2 separate regions of the Homo sapiens genome follow, and region 1 is linked to region 2. Evidence: read pairs that join two places in POLR2A ChIA-PET (ENCODE). Cell type or tissue: OCI-LY7. All regions are shown on one strand. Each heading gives the region's core, and the rest is flanking DNA. Links, peaks and the distances in the headings are about the cores only.

Region 1 (5,373 bases), core at 171-5,170, 890 kb after region 2:
TGCCTCCTACTGAGGCAGAAGAATTGTTTGAACCCAGAAGGTGGAAGCTACAGTGAGCCAAGATTGCGCCACTGCACTCCAGCCTTGGTGACAGAGCGAGACTCTGTCTCAAAAAAACAAAAAAGGGCCGGGCCGGGTGCAGTGGCTCACGCCTGTAATCCCAGCACTTTGGGAAGCCAAGCAGGCCGATCATGAGGTTAGGAGTTCCAGACCTGCCTGGCCAACATAGTGAAACCTTGTCTCTACTAAAAATTAAAAAAAAAAAAATCAGCCTGGCATGGTGGTGGGCACCTGTACTTCCAGCTACTTGGGAGGCTGAGGCAGGAGAATCACTTGAACCCAAGAGGCAGAGATTGCAGTGAGCTGAGATCACGCCATTGCACTCCAGCCTGGGCGACAGAGTGAGACTCCGTCTCAAGAAAAAAAAAAAAAGAGTGCATTGTGGTTTTTAAATTAATATTTTCCCAAAGGATATGTATATATACATATATATATAAAATCACCATGTTGGCCAGGCTGGTCTCGAACTCCTGGCCTCAGGTGATCCACCTGCTTCAGCCTCCCAAATTGCTGGGATTACAGGCGTAAGCCACCGCGCCCAGCCCACAGTGCACTCTTGTTTTGAATAATTAAAACAAATAAAAATACATTTGGGGTTTCTCTGAAAAGCATTCTCTAAACAGTGCCTTCTTTCTTCCAGTCCCTCCCCTCCCCTGATGGTGCTCGGCCTGGGAATGGGATATAACACAAACATCCTGAAAGCAAAGCAAATACTTTCTTTCTCCCTAAGCCCCCTATATATATTAGACACAGGGTCTCTCTCTGTTGCCTAGGCCGGAAGGCAGTGGTGATCATGGCTTACTGCAGTCTCAACCTCCCAGGCTCAGGTGATCCTCACACTTCAGCCTCCTGAGTAGCTGGGACAATGGGCTTGCTCCACCACACTAGCCTTTTCTTTTTTCTTTGTAGAGGCAAGTTCTCACTCTATTGTCCAGAGTGGTCTTGAACTCCTAGGCTCAAGCAATCCTCCTTCCTTGGCCTCCCAAAGTGCTGGGATGACAGGCATGAGTACCTGGCCACAAAAGGTATTTTAAATCCAGTTCAATATTAACGGTCAAGATCAGGCAAGGTGGCTCATGCCTATCATCCCAGCATTTTGGGAGGCTGAGGCGGGTGGATCACCAGAGGTCAGGAGTTTGAGACCAGCCCCGCCAACATGGTGAAAGCCGGTCTCTACTAAAACTACAAAAATTAGCTGAGCGGCCGGGCGCGGTGGCTCATGCCTGTAATCCCAACACTTTGGGAGGCCAAAGCGGGCAGATCACCTGAGGTCGGGAGTTTGAGATAAGCCTGGCCAATATGGTGAAATCCTGTCTCTACTAAAAATACAAAAATTAACTGGGCGTGGTGGCATGTGCCTGTAGTCCCAGCTACTGGGGAGGCGGAGGCAGGAGAATTGCTTGAATCAGGAAGCAGAGGTTGCAGTGAGCCGAGATTGAGCCACTGCACTCCAGCCTGGTGACACAGAGAGATTCTGTCTCAAAAAAAAAAAAAAGAAAAAGAAAAAATTAGCCAAGCGTGATGGTGCATACCTGTAATCCCAGCTACTCTGGAGGCTAAGGCAGGAGAATCGCTTGAACCCAGGAGGTGGAGGTTGCAGTGAGCCAAGATCATGGCACTGCACTCCAGGCTGGGCAACGGAGTGAGACTCTGTCTCAAAAAAAAAAAAAAAAAATTAATGGTCAAATCTTTAAAAATTATCAGAAGGTTTTGACTATCGGTTTCTTTTCTTTTCTTTTCTTTTTTTTCTTTGAGACAGAGTCTCACTCTGTCCCAGACTGGAGTGCAGTGGCACCATCTCGGCTCACTTCAACCTCCACCTCCTAGGTTCAAGCTATTCTCCTGCCTCAGCCTCCTGAGTAGTGGGAATTACAGGTGCATGCCACCATGCCTGCCTAATTTTTGTATTTTTAGTAGACATGAGGTTTCACCATGTTGGCCAGGCTGGTCTCAAACTCCTGACCTCGTGATCTTCCCGCCTCAGCCTCCCAAAGTGCTGGGATTACAAGCATGAGCTGCTGTGCCTGGTAGACTACTGGTTTCTTTTCTTTTCTCTTCTCTTCTTTTCTCCCCTCCCTTCTCCTCCCCTCCCCTCCCCTCTTCTCTTTTCTTTTTTGAGACGGAATTCGCTCTGTCATCCAGGCTAGAGAGCAGTTGCATGTCTCGGCTCACTGCAATCTCCTCCTCTGGGGTTCAAGTGATTCTCCTGTCTCAGCCTCCAGAGTAGCTAGGACTACATACGCGTGCCACCATGCCCAGCCAATTTTTGTGTTTTTAGTAGAGACCGGGTTTCACCAATTTGGCCAGGCCGGTCTCGAACTCCTGACCTCAAGTGATCCACCCATCTCGGCCTCCCAAAGTCCTGGGATTACAGGCATGCGCCACTGCACCCAGCTATTGTATTATTGTATTGGTTTATCTTCTTTCTTTCTTCCTTTCTTTTTTTTTTTTTTTTTTTTTTTTTTTTTGAGACGGAGTCTCGCTTTGTCACCCAGGCTGGAGTACAGTGGCATGATCTCGGCTCACTGCAACATCTGCCTCCCGGGTTCAAGCAATTCTCCTGCCTCAACCTCCTGAGTAGCTGGGATTACAGGCATGTGTCACCATGCCCAGCTAATTTTTGTAGTTTTAGCAGATATGGGGTTTCACCATGTTGGTCAGGCTGGTCTCGAGCTCCTGACCTCGTGATCCACCCGCCTCGGCCTCCCAAAGTGCTGGGATTACAGGCATGAGCCACCGCGCCTGGCCTATTGGTTTATTTTCTAAAACAAGACAAAATAAGGCCGGGCGCGGTGACTCAGTCCTGTAGTCCCAGCACTTTGGGTGGCCGAGGCGGGCGGATTACCTGAGGTCAGGAGCTAGAGACCAGCCTGGCCAACATGGTGAAACCCCGCCGCTACAAAAATACAAAAAAAAAAAAAAAATTAGCTAGGCATGATGGCAGGTGCCTGTAATCCGAGCTACTCAGGAGGCCGAGGCGGGAGAAGCGCTTTAACCTGGGCGGGGCGGGGCGGGGCGGGGAGGGCGGCGTGGGGGCGGAGGTTGCAGTGAGCTGAGATCGCACCACTGCACTCCAGCCTGGGCGACAGAGCGAGACTCCGTCTTGAAAAAAAAAAAAAAAAAAAAGGAAGAAAGGCTGGGCAGAGTGGCTCACGCCTGTAATCCCAGCACTTTGGGAGGCTGAGGCAGGTGGATCATGAGGTCAAGAGATGGAGACCATCCTGGCCAACATAGTGAAACCCCGTCTCTACTAAAAATACAAAAATTAGTTGGGCGTGGTGGTGCTGGCCTGTAATCCCAGCTACTCTGGAGGCTGAGGCAGGAGAATCCCTTGAGCCCAGGAGGCAGAGGTTGCAGTGAGCTGAGATGGTGCTACTGCACTCCAGCCTGGGCGACAGAGCTAGACTCCGTCTCAAAAAAAAAAAAAAAAAAAAATAGCTGGCGCGGTGGCTCACTCCTGTAATCCCAGCACTTTGAGAGGCCAAGGCCGATGGATCACTTGAGGCAGGAGTTCGAGATCAGTCTGGCCAATATGGTGAAACCCCGTCTCTACTAAAAATACAAAAATTACCTTGGTGTGGTGGCACATGCCTGTAATCCCTGCTACTGGGGAGGCTGAGGCAGGAGAATCACTTGAACCTGGGAGATGAAGGTTGCAGTGAGCTGAGGTTGTGCCACTGCACTCCACCCTGGGCAATACTCTGTCTCAATAAAAAAATAATAATAATAATAAAAGGAAATAATAATAATAATGAGGTCAGGCACGGTGGCTCATGCCTGTAATCCCAGCACTTTGGGAGGCCGAGGCGGGCAGATCACCTGAGGTCAGGAGTTCGAGACCAGCCTGGCCAGCATGGCGAAACATGGTCTCTACTAAAAATACAAAAATTAGCCAGCCATGGTGGCGGGTGCTTGTAATCCCAGCTACTTGGGAGGTTGAGGCAGGAGAATCACTTGAACCCGGGAGACGAAGGTTGCAGTGAGCTGAGATCGGGCCATTGCACTCCAGCCTGGGCAAGAGTGAAACTCCATCTGAAAAAAAAATAATAATAATAATACATCTAGTGTCAGTTTAATAAAATAACTAAAATAGGCCGGGCGCGGTGACTCATGCCTGTAATCCCAGCACTTTGGGAGGCTGAGGTGGGCGGATCACGAGGTCAGGAGATGGAGACCATCCTTGGTCAGGAGATCGAGACCATCCTGGTTAACACGGTGAAACCCTGTCTCTACTAAAAAAAAAAAAAAAAAGAAAGAAAGAAAATAACTAAAATAATTTAAGTGTTTTGTAAATAATTGAAGTGGAAGATTAAATGTTCTGACTCAAATTGTCAAATAGAAGATAACTGTGCAGTCAGAGAAGTAGCTTCTTTCTTTTTTTTTTTTTTTTTTTTGAGACGGAGTCTCGCATTGTCACCCAGGCTGGAGTACAGTGGCGCAACCTCAGCTCATTGCAAGCTCTGCCTCCCGGGTTCACACCATTCTCCTGCCTCAGCCTCCCAAGTAGCTGGGACTGCAGGCTCCCGCCACCACGCCCAGCTATTTTTTTTTTCGAGACAGAGTTTTGTTCTTGTCTTTCCCAGGCTGGAGTGCAATGGTGTGATCTTGGCTCACCGCAACCTCCGCCTCCCAGGTTCAAGTGATTCTCTTGCCTCAGCCTCCCAAGTTGCTGGAATTACAGGCATGCACCACCACGCCCAGCTAATTTTCTGCTTTTAGTAGAGACAGGGTTTCTCCATGTTGATCAGGCTGGTCTCGAACTCCTGACCTCAGGTGATCTGCCTGCCTTGGTCTCCCAAAATGCTGGGATTACAGGTGTGAGCCACCGCGTCCGGCCCTGGCTTCTGTCTTTAACCAACCCTAAACACCTAAAGAGTGCTTATTAATTGCATTTTATTTCATAGGATTCTTCTAGTTTGAATTTTTCAACAAGGCAAGAGGGAGGGACGTCAAAGTCCCTGGAGACGCGAAAGCTACAGCACTCCACTGTGCACTGTGTTTTGCACCAGGGTGCACCTACAGATAGAACGCTGGGATTCGAGTCACCACAAAAACAGTACCTTCCACAGAAATTCCTATTTTGAGGGTGGACTTCAGTTCACAATTAGACACCAACTCTAAGAAAGCAGTTTTTGTGGTGTGTGTTTTCTCTTTTGTTTCGTTTATTTGTTTGTGGGTACATTGGACTATCCTTTATTTGGAGAGATGGCAGCCAGACCTAGAGAAAGCTGAAATTCTCACTTGCTAGTTAGATAAACATCGGTTCTTGTCACCCCAATCATCTAGATTGTGTGACAGATTTTGTCAGGGGCA
Region 2 (5,373 bases), core at 214-5,213:
ATCAGCTGGAAGAACTTGCCCGTTCTCAATCAAACCTCCATCAGCCTACCTCCATTTACAGATTCTTCCTTTTGCCCAGCAGGGAATGTCTGGAGAGGGGTAGGCGAAAGGTGATATTTGCATTTCTAAAGGGCTAACAGGAAACAGGAAACACGGCCGCGGTGAGGGGTGAGGGATGGGAAGAGGAGAAGTGAAAAGAAAGTAATAAGAAAACTAATATAACTATCTCTTAGAAAATGGGAGTACTCAGTTACACCCAGATGGGTTCACTAGTGAACGATGGGTTCTACCAAACATTTATGGGAAAAATTATACCAATTCCCTACAACCTCTTCCAGAGGACAAAAGCAGAGAGAACACTTCCTAACTCATTCTCTGAGGCCAGCATTATCCTAACACCAAAACCAGACAGACATTGTAAGAAAAAAACCTAAAAACCAGTATCTCCCGTGAACATAAATGCAAAATTCCTCAACAAAATATTAGTGAATCAAATTCAACTATGTATAAAAAGAATCACAGAGGGTGACACAAGCGAGATGGTAGAGAAGGAGGCTCCTGGTGCTCCCCTTCTCCCATGGACACACGGTAAAACTCTCATCTACACACAGATCAACTCCCTCTGAAAGAAACCCAGAAACCAGCTGAGAGAGGCCTGCACAGGGGGCAATGGGGAGAACACCCACATCGCAACCGGTTGGAAAAGCTGAGACACACTCGCACCACAAGCCCCACCCCAGACACAGTACCTTACTGTGAGGAAGGAATCCCTACTCCCAGCTTTCTCCTGGAGAGGGGAGGGTTTGGACCACACATAGGCAGCCCCAGCTTTTGCAGTTCCCACTCAAGGGCTTGGCTGCTGGGTCACCTAGCTCTGGGAGCAGACATGGGTCAGCAGTTATGAATCCTCTGCGACCACAGAGGGCAAAGAGGCAGTTTTAAACGGGCACGTGAGCACTTCCAGCAGCTGTGCTCAGCACAGAGCAAACAGGCAGAAATGCCAGGCTTCCAGTTTCTCCCTGGAAGGATATGTCTGCGGGCTCTCCTAGCTGTTGCCCGAGGGATGGGCTTCTATTAATAACTGGCCTGCACCTGGAGCCAATGAGGCAGGTAAACAATAGATTTCCAGGAGTCTGGACAGGCCTGTGGGCAAGTCCCATGCCTTCTCCCACCCCCTGCTGTATGGTAAAATCAGGTCTCTAACTTCACACATTGAGTACACATTTACCCCTCTCAAATGAAGGTCTAGCTCCTCGACCACCGAGCTTTGGGAGCTGACAAGGCTCTGTATTTGTAAGTCCCACAGGGGCACAGAGACCAAAGAACATCCCCCCAGGCCCAGTGCAGCGTGAACAGGCAAAAAGGCCCGGCTCCTACTTTCTCCCTAGAAGGAGTTTGTCTGCACAGTGCAGCTGCTGCCCTGGGGTTTCTATGCATCTGGGAGCTGACAGAGCAGGAAACCAGTGCTCCTCTGAGACCCTGAACAGGCAGGTGAGCACCTCCACAGCTGCTCCCACTGGTTTGCTCAACAGATAGCGTCAAGCTTCCAACTAACCTGTCCGTCTCTAAGCAGAGAGCAGCCAGCATTCGCTAGGCCCCTGGGGGTGACAAAGAGTAAAACAATGCGTGAAGGAGTGTGCAGTTTCAATATGAGTGCAGGCACTTGCCACAGATCCTCTGTCCAGCGTTTTGCAGAGCAAGTGGCGGATTAACTCATGCTCCCAGCTTTTCCCTGAGGATAGAATAAACTGGAACACACATTTAATGCCCCAACGTCTCCACCTGCACCTCAAGGGGCTGGTTTCTATCTCCCCTGTCTAGGGCACTGACAGGACTTGACACATTCTAATCTCCTGAGGGCCGCTAACAACATAGATGACAGTCTGGACAACACAAAGGGTCAACAGGTGCTCCGAGTGTCCGGCAGGGCTAATTGGTAAGTTCGTCTCTTATACAAGGCCCGTGGGACAAGACTGGGAGAGGTATTTTTCTTTTTTTCTTTTTTCTTTTTTTTTTTCTTTTTTTCTGAGACAGAGTCTTGCTCTGTGGCCCAGGCTGGAGTGCAGTGGCGCAATCTCGGCTCACTGCAAGCTCCGCCTCCCGGGTTCACGCCATTCTCCTTCCTCAGCCTCCCGAGTAGCTGGGACTACAGGCGCCCGCCACCACGCCCAGCTAATTTTTTGTATTTTTAGTAGAGACAGGGTTTCACCGTGTTAGCCAGGATGGTCTCCATCGCCTGACCTCATGATCTGCCCACCTCGGCCTCCCAAAGTGCTGGGATTACAGGCGTGAGCCACCGCGCCCAGCCTGGGAGAGGTATTTTTCTTAACTAAAGTACAGAAAATAACAGAGAATCAAGAACAATGAAGAAACAGAGAAATATGTTCCAAGCAAAAGAACAAGATAAATCTCCAGAAAATGCCCCTGGTGAAATGAAGATAAGTGACTTACCTTACAGACAATTCAGAATAATGATCATGAAGATGCTTACCATGTCTAGGACAGCAATGCATGAACAAAGTAAGAATTTCAGCAAAGAGACAGAAAAAAGTTCAAAAGAAATAACAGAGCTGAAGAATACAATAACTGCAATAAGAGCTCAAAAGAGAAGCTCAACAGACTAAATCAAGCAGAAGAAAGGATTAGCAAACTAGAAGATAGGTCACTGGAAATCATTCAGAGGAGCAAAAATGAAAAAGAATGAAAAAGAGTGAAGATATCTTAAGAGAGTTAGGGGACATCAAGCCGACCAAAATAGGCATTATCAGAGTCCCAGAAGGAGGAGAGTGAGAAGAGATGGAAAGCTTATCCAAAGAAATAACAGTCACGAGTTGCAGATCAACATTTCAGTCAATGGCAGACCACATGAGCACAGTGGCCATAGCATGCAGCCTAGCTGTGTAGTAGGCTGTCCCATCTAAATTTGTGTAAGTGCACTCCATGATGTCCACACAATGACAAATTCACCTTCTGATGCATTTTCAGAACGTATCCCTGTTGGTAAGCAACGCATACCTATAATGACTGAAAACTTCCCAACCCAGGGAAGGAAATACAAATCCACATCCAGGAAGCCCAAAGGACACCAATAAGACTGATCTAAAGCAACCCACATCAAGACACATCATAATCAATTTCAAAAGTTAAAGACAAAGAATTCTGAAAGCAGCAAGAGAAAAGCAATGTATTATACACAAGGGAAAACCCGTAAGTGTAGGATTTCTTCTGGGGGTGATGAAAATGTTATGAAATTAGATTGTGATGATGGAGGCACAACTCTGTGAATACACTACAAACCTTTGAATTGTATGTTTTTAAATGGATGAATTTTACAGTATGTGATGCACAACCCAATATAGCTATCTAAAAAAAAAAAAAAAAACCTAACCTATTTGTGAATTATTTTGTAGAACATGTTTTCTCTTTTTTATTCCTTTATTCTGTTTTCCTGCAGTTCCCTGACTGTGGTGGAATAAGCTTGGAGGAGATGCCTTCACTTACTCTACTGAGAGGCAGAGAAAGGTTAGGTATGGAAGTAAAATGTCCATAAATAATATCAATTCTGCACCTCCAAAGATGTGTGCCTCTTACACAAATGTCTCTATAATCTGAGGGGTCCAGGCTACCTAACTTGCTTCTTGTTGCTTCACTGCCCGTTAGTTCCTCTCTTCACTCTCTAAGCTTCCCATCCCCTTTGGATCAGCAGCCAGGAGCCCAGTGGGAGGGTATCTTACAGGGCACGTTGCACTTCTGCAGGCAGTAGGCCAGCTCCAGGGGCCGCACTGCTTTCTGCCGGCTGTCCTGCATCTTCTCCAGCAGCAGAAGCATCTGGAAAGGGACGCTTCTCCTCTGCTCGTCAGCTCCCCTGGGCACCGTGATCCTGCCACACAAGAACAGCCAGAAACCTCCTTACATGTAGTTCTCAAAGCTAGGTGCACACTGGAATCACCTGGGAGAAATTTTAAATCTTCATATCCAGGCCACTCCCATACAAATTAAACCAGAATTCTGGGTCCGGGGGGCGGGGCGCGGGCAGTTATCAGAATTTTTCAGTTCCTCAGATTATTTCAATGTGTGGTCAAGGTTGAGAAGCACCATGTGAGTGAATCTGCTCTACAGGGGACCCTCTAGAGAGGGGGATCAGCATGACTGCTGCCTTGGCCCCTCTGCACCCTGCCCAGCAATCGTGCTAGAGCAGACGGCAGATGCACGAGGTCCTGGCTCCACATCTCGGGCAAGCAGCAAAATGTCCAGCCTAAAGCTCTCCAGACTGCAGAGGCACATGCTGGGTTAGGTCCTGGGAAGAAAGGCAACATGAAAGGCTGTCCGTGTGGTTTGGCAATGATTCATTTAATCACAGGCATTTTTCGGATGGGAAAAAGGAGAGAGCACAGGGCAGAAAAGGAGTGATAGAGAGAGACAGAGGGAGAGAGTGCATTGTGTGAGTGTTGGTGGAAGGAGGGGTGTGTACTCCCCACTGACTTACTCCTTCTCCGACTTTGGTCTAGTCCCAACTCTGTCTTTTAACCAAGTCAGTGGCTGTCAATCCTGGCCGCATTTAAAATCACCCAAAGAGGGCTTTAAAAAAGTACCAATACCTGGCCGGGCGCAGTGGCTCATGCCTGTAATCCCAGAACTTTGGGAAGCTGAGGTGGGCAAATCACCTGAGGTCAGGAAATTGAGACCAGCCTGGCCAACATGGTGAAAACTCATATCTACTAAACATACAAAAATTAGCCAGGTGTGGTGGCGGGCGCCTGTAATCCCAGCTACTTGAGAGGCTGAGGCAGGAGAATCCCTTGAACCCGGGAGGCGGAGGTTCCAGTGAGCCGAGATTGCACCGTCGCACTCCAGCCTGGGGACAGAGTGAGGCTTCATCTCAAAAAAAAAAAAAAAAAAAAAGTACCAATACTTGGGTCGCACCCCAGACCAACCTAAGAAGTTTTAGAAATAATGTGTAGGCCAGAATATGCAGAAGCCAATCTTTCCTCTGCCAGCTTTTGAGAGAAGATCTCAAAAAGTCCAAGTCACTGTGAATAACTGAATATATTAAAAATGAAATAATACAGGCCAGGTGCAGTGGCTTACGCCTATAATTCCAGCACTTTGGGAAGCTGAGGTGGGTGGATCACGAGGTCAGGAGATCGAGACCTTCCTGGCTAACACGGTGAAACCCCGTCTCTACTAAAAATACAAAAAAAATTAGCCAGGCATGGTGGCGGGCTAGTCCCAGCTACTCGGGAGACTGAAGCAGGAGAATCGCTTGAACCCGGGAGGCAGAACTTGCAGTGAGCCAAGATCATGCCACTGCACTCCAGCCTGGGCAACAGAGCAAGACTCCATCTCAAAAAAAGGAAAAAGAAATAATACAAA

Evidence for each region. ChIA-PET counts read pairs that join two places held together with the same protein. Peaks named below come from ENCODE experiments on the same cell type or tissue, not always from the same donor. Only the 100,000 strongest peaks of a DNase experiment are listed, where the experiment ranks them.
Region 1: POLR2A ChIA-PET joins it to region 2 with 10 read pairs; 2 of 35 experiments call an interaction of 5 or more read pairs at or near these places.

What each region holds. Positions count from the first base shown.
Region 1 is chr22:17,273,211-17,278,583 of GRCh38, reverse strand. No RefSeq gene overlaps it. Among named protein-coding and RNA genes, the nearest start is that of CECR3, 9.2 kb to the right of the region's middle. In OCI-LY7, for the core only: no CTCF peak of the experiment used is centred there; a DNase peak (open chromatin) is centred at 3,043.
Region 2 is chr22:18,160,297-18,165,669 of GRCh38, reverse strand. USP18 (ubiquitin specific peptidase 18) reads right to left here. Exons shown (of 11, transcript NM_017414.4): 4 at 3,735-3,880. Among named protein-coding and RNA genes, the nearest start is that of USP18, 13 kb to the right of the region's middle. RefSeq lists an enhancer at 1-662. In OCI-LY7, for the core only: no CTCF peak of the experiment used is centred there; no DNase peak of the experiment used is centred there.